2 separate regions of the Homo sapiens genome follow, and region 1 is linked to region 2. Evidence: read pairs that join two places in POLR2A ChIA-PET (ENCODE). Cell type or tissue: PC-9. All regions are shown on one strand. Links, peaks and the distances in the headings refer to the core of each region. The heading gives the core; the rest is flanking DNA. Region 1 has its middle 71 kb from the start of LINC00593. Region 2 overlaps LOC107984791 (a long non-coding RNA gene).

Region 1 (2,815 bases), core at 199-2,698, 740 kb after region 2:
TGACTTAAGAGGCAGATAGATTTGGGCAGCTTTGGCCTAGAAAGGGACACTATGTGTCTGTGAGCCCTGAAACCCAGAGAACAACTTCTGACCCGGCACCTGTCACCCTTGGGGTCCAGAGGGATGGGCAGGGTCTCACCAGCCTAGCTTCTTTCTCCACTTGGCCCATTACAGGAACTTACCCAGGAGGGCTCCCAGGGATCCTCTTACTGACCTAGGGAGACAGCAGCTAGCATCAGTGTCCAACATCCACATAGAGAGTGTGGACATGTGAAGGGAAATCGCCCCTTCAGTTAGATACCCCAAACAAGCTCTGTGAGGAAGAGGATAGGTCTACCTGGGAGCCAAGGGGCCTGGATTCAAGCTTCATGCAACTCCTCTCTCCTATTAGCTTCTATCAGCATTTCCCTGCCTTCTATAAAACTGGATTCAATGATTTCTATGATCTTTTGCATAGAGATTTTATGAACTATCAATTTCTTTGTTGTTTTCAAGAGGTTTTTTTTGTTTTTTGTTTTTTTTTTTAAAGCAGCTTTAGGGCTGGGTGCGGTGGCTCATGCCTGTAATCCCAGCACTGAGGGAGGCTGAGGCAGGTGGATCACCTGAGGTCATGAGTTCGAGACCAGCCTGGCCAACATGGTGAAACCCCGTCTCTACTAAAAATACAAAAATTAGCTGGGCTTGGTGGCTGGCACCTGTAATCCCAGCTACTTGGGAGGCTGAGACAAGAGAATCACTTGAACCCGGGAGGCAGAGGTTGCAGTGAGCCAAGATCATGCCGTTGCACTGCAGCCTGGGCAACAAGAGTGAAACTGTCTCAAAAAAAAAAAAAAAAAGAAAGAAAGAAAGAAAAAAGAAAAAAGCAGCTTTATTGAAGTATGACTTACATATCATAACATTCATTCATTTTCAGTGTATAATTCAGTGATTTTCAGTAAATTTACAGAATTGTGCAGTCATCATCAGAATCCGGTTTTAGAACGTTCTCATCACCCCACAGAGATCCTTGTGTCTGTTTGCAGTCAATCGCAATTCCCACTCCCAGCCTCAGGCAACCATTAATCTGCTTTCTGTCTCTATAGATTTGCCTTTTCTGGACGTTTCATATAAATAGAATCATACAACATGTGGTCTTTTGTGTCTGACTTCTACTTTGCATAATGTTTCTGAGGTTCATCCATGTTGCGGTATTTTTTTAAACAATGGAAGTAATTATAAGTTTTTAAACAAGGACTTAATCTTACTTTTCTAAATAATCTCCTAACAAATTCCAACATTTGTTTTAGACACAATGGATTTGAATGAGGTTTGTTCCAACTTTCAAAGCTTGCATTTTCAGTGTAAATCTCGGAAAAGTCTGGATTCTTAGTTATATATAGCACACGCCTGGTTGACTTGTTGGTTGGCTGGCTGAGTCTTCCTGGGCCAATTGACTGGTCACTTCCACTTATTTTTCCTTTCAAAATGGTTTGTCCATCACTTTACCTCTAAAGACATCTGCTGTCCTGCCTTCAACACATTGGCTGTGGCTTGCTCCAGCAGCCACGGAGTATTTTGTTAGTTTATTTGTTGCACTGCAGCATTTTGCCTGGGGACATGCCTAGGAGAGGCCATTTTCAAGCAAAGGGTGAGCCAAGATACAAACATTTTACAGTGACTCACAGGCCAGCCTGACACAATTGCCTGGGAGGGTCAGGCTGCGTCCATCCACGGACCTTTTCAGTCAATACACATTGGCAATCCGCTGGGTCCCAGGTAGTGTACTAGGCCTTGGGGACATAGAGTTGAACAAAATCTGATGAAAATCTCTGGCTACTTTGACATTATCACCTTAGGCAAATTATTATGTAACTTCTCTGGGCCTTGGTTTCCTCATCTGTAAATTGGTGCCTGCCCCATAGGACTTCTATAAAGAAATAATGCCTGCCAAATACTTAGAACAGTGCCTGGCACTTAATACATGCTCAGTAGGAGGCAGCTATAGAACTATTATAAATGACATTATGGTGGCACACCCCTGCCCTCAGATAATTAGATTTCTTTAAAGCAACGCAGACATAAAGTTAAATTTAAAACAATGTGATGGGTGCTCAGTGCACATTTGTTCGGGTTGCTGTGGGCATGCAGAGGAGCTACTGCTCCGTCATCACGTAGAGTAGGGTGTGAATGATTGGCCAGTCATGTGTACTCTTCCGGACATAGAGATGTCAAATGTATTTTTGAATGACTCTGATTATATGCCATCCCCATGAAGAGATGAGCGTTCCGTTCCTCTTGGGCTGTCCCCAGCACAGCTCCTCTGTGTCCCATGTAATGAGTGGCATGGCTGGTCTTGGAGTCTGCTCTGCCCCTTGTTATGCCACGGCCCCTTTCCGTCTTTTCCTCCCTTGTCCAGTCCATCCATCTGAATCCTTCCTCCCAAGGTGCTGTTCTCATAGTTCTTTCCAACTCCTCCAGCTCCCCCGAGCCCTTCCTTCACAATTCTTTTTTTTTGAGACAAAGTCTCGCTCTTGTCCCCAGGCTGAAGTGCAACGGCACCATCTTGGCTCACTGCAATCTCAGCCTCCCAGGTTCAAACCATTCTCCTGCCTCAGCCTCCCGAATAGCTGGGATTACAGGTGCCCATCACCACGCCTGGCTAATTTCTGTATTTTTAGTAGAGACAGGGTTTCACCATGTTGGCCAGGCTGGTCTTGAATTCCTGACCTCAAGTGATCCACCTGCCTCGGCCTCCTAAAGTGCTGGGATTACAGGCATGAGTCACCGTGCCTGGCCGTCCTTCGCAATTCTTAAGGGCTTTAAGGCATAAAGAAGT
Region 2 (2,815 bases), core at 141-2,640:
AAGTAATTTACCTTGTTCTTCAGAAAAATAAACAATGACTTACAGAAATATGTATAAGACAAAAGTAATTATGTTAGGCAATTGAGGATTAAGATAAAGCTAAGTGTAAAGTCCTCATACCATAACCAAACTTGGCCTACAAAGTCAGGTCTGAGCTTCCTAAGGCCAAAGAAAAACATGAGTCTTTTGGGGTTTCTGTTTGCCCCAAGCTACCTCTTTAATCCAGAGTACAGCACCTTTAGGACTTGAGTGAATAAAAGAGCACTTTCTATTGTTTTGTGTTACAGTAAAACACTGAACAGTGGCCCAGGTCAGTCCTTTCTCTTCTGCATTTGGCTCTGGACATATTCAAGAGCTTGGTGGGCTCATTATGCACCGGCTATGATGATGGTCAGTGGGAAACGCCAGCGCCTGTAGTGGAAAAACTAGCCTGGAAGAATTTCCTAGGTACAAGGCTTATCAGGATCCATCAAAATAGAACTGCGTGGAAGAGGAAGAGAATGCATTGTGGGGAGAAATTAACATTAAATCAAGTAAGACATGTCTTTTAGAGATTAGTGGGCTCACTGGAAGTTGAGACTTTCTGCAGAAATTTCTTCTTACTGGACAGTGTGTGTGTAGATTAGATAATCCAGGACATATTTAATGATGGAGAATTTATAAAGTTTTGTGAAATGTACAAATGTAAACAAGACTTGAGTTTGGCTCCTAGGTATACTCCTAATTATTGGTGTGACCTTGTATAACTAACTTAACCTCAGTACCTAGACCTGAGTGAAAAGAGAGATGCTTTGATTATCACAAAACTGCTTCTTAGCACAAGAGTTTTATGAGGTTCTATTCCTGGTGTGATTGTTGAGCTTGTCGTGGCATTTGGACCAACCATGTTCTTCTTGTTTTCACTGAATTAGGAATTTTGAAGTTGCTTTTTCTGACACTAAGTTTGGTTGAGATGTATGTCTACATGCATGTATTGAACTCCTCACACTGCTGTTATGTAGTCTATGATGTGCTTATGTGCATTAACAGAAAGACAAAATACAGGGGGAATCAAGCAGCTATGGATATAAGAGCTCCCCTCCTGCCTCTACAGTAGTGACTGGAGGACGAGCCCTATGAACAAAGGGGAGGTTAAAGGCAGAGAGTTCAAATAGCTCACCAAGGAAGTAGCAGAGTGACATTACAAGCAGACTCATTCAAAAAGAATTCCATAGTTTTTCCAAGTGGCCTGGCTTACTTCCTGGGTCATTGGTCCAAAAGTTGAAATGGGACTCTGCTACTTCCCCTTAGAATATATTTGTGTAGCATGAACTAAGGGTTTTAATTACAAAAATAGTCGTCTGATTTAAGAAGAAAAGTAATTATTGGAAAAATATTAGGTAACTCAGGAATCACTCAAAAGATGGAAAGACTGTATGCAGGCTATCCAGCCAAACCGTCAGAAGGGCTCGGTGGAGATGCCATTGTTACCACTGAATGCCAGATTCAGGGCGGGTTTGCCATCCAGGCTATTCCTCGGCCATGTGGCTTATACACTAATTGCAAAGGAGGCTGGAGAAGTGGGTTCTGGGCATTATCAGCACAGCTTCATAAGACTCATAAGGTGGGAATACTAAGATTCATAAGGTGGGAATTTCCTAATTACACAAGTGGGCTCAAGCTTTGGGAAGCCAAAAATTAAAAACAAAACACAAATATCTATGAAAGCCCTTCCCTTTGGTAGCTGATACCATAAACCCTGCTCTAATGCCATAGTAAGTTCCAAAACGAATCAAAGCTTATAGAAGGAGGGGTTGTATTATTGTGAAATAACTGAGTGAGACAGCACAGCTAGCTGGACGAGAGTTCTGAGAGTCCTACTGCAGGATTTAATTGTGTCCTGGTCCCGGGTGCCATCTGGTACCATTTGGGGCAGCTGTCAACCCCTAGCTTAAATATCAAGAAAATGATTCTGGATTCTGCAGTCGGAATGGATTCCAGAACAGTTACAGTGCTTCTAAAACTCTCCCACTTGATTGGTTCCCATTTCATTGCCCTGATCCGGGGAGAATACCAAGGATGTAGGAGCATAATCTCCATCTCTCATCCTTCCCAAACAAGGGCTGCCTGGTGTCTGCTATTTCCTACTTGGCTTCATCCTTCCTCCATATTTCTCAGTCCTGCTGCAGAGGATAAGAAATTTAGCCTGCCTGCATTTAAACAGGGGTTGGGCAGAGGACAGCGGCAATCACTAGTTGTGTTATATTCAAGTTTGCAGTATGAGATGGTGCGTTATTTAGAAATTTTACCTTATCAACAATATTTCTTCTTTCTACATTTATACTTCAAAACCAAAATATGACAAAACAAAAATCCCTCCCTCCTACCCATCATATCATAAAAACCAAATTCATCCATTCCCCTGAAGGGAGGCAATCCAACATCTCATAAGAACTGTGACCAGCTCTGGCCGGGTGTCGTGGCTCACGCCTGTAATCCCAGCACTTTGGGAGGCCAAGGTGGGAGGATCACCTGAGGTCAGGAGTTCAAGAACAGCCTGGCCAACATGGTGAAACCCCGTCTCTACTAAAAATACAAAAATTAGCTGGGCATGGTGGCACATGCCTGTAATCCCAGCTACTTGGGAGACTGAGGCAGGAAAAAAGCTTGAACCTGGGAGGCGGAGGTTGCAGTCAGCCTAGATTGCGCCATTGCACTCCAGCCTGGGCAACAATAGCGAAACTCCGTCTCCGAGAAAAAAAAAAAAAAGAAAGAACTGTGACCAGCTTTAAGTCCACATTCAGGGTCTCTGGGGCTGTCTAGCTCTCCTCAACGT

What was found. Peaks named below come from ENCODE experiments on the same cell type or tissue, not always from the same donor. Only the 100,000 strongest peaks of a DNase experiment are listed, where the experiment ranks them.
Region 1: POLR2A ChIA-PET joins it to region 2 with 6 read pairs; 2 of 35 experiments call an interaction of 5 or more read pairs at or near these places.

The regions. Positions count from the first base shown.
Region 1 is chr15:69,905,229-69,908,043 of GRCh38, reverse strand. No RefSeq gene overlaps it. Among named protein-coding and RNA genes, the nearest start is that of LINC00593, 71 kb to the right of the region's middle. In PC-9, for the core only: no CTCF peak of the experiment used is centred there; a DNase peak (open chromatin) is centred at 1,613.
Region 2 is chr15:70,642,306-70,645,120 of GRCh38, reverse strand. LOC107984791 (a long non-coding RNA gene) reads left to right here. Exons shown (of 3, transcript XR_001751595.2): 3 at 288-2,815. Among named protein-coding and RNA genes, the nearest start is that of SALRNA2, 8.5 kb to the right of the region's middle. In PC-9, for the core only: no CTCF peak of the experiment used is centred there; DNase peaks (open chromatin) are centred at 1,200 and 1,530; H3K27ac peaks cover 1,525 bases.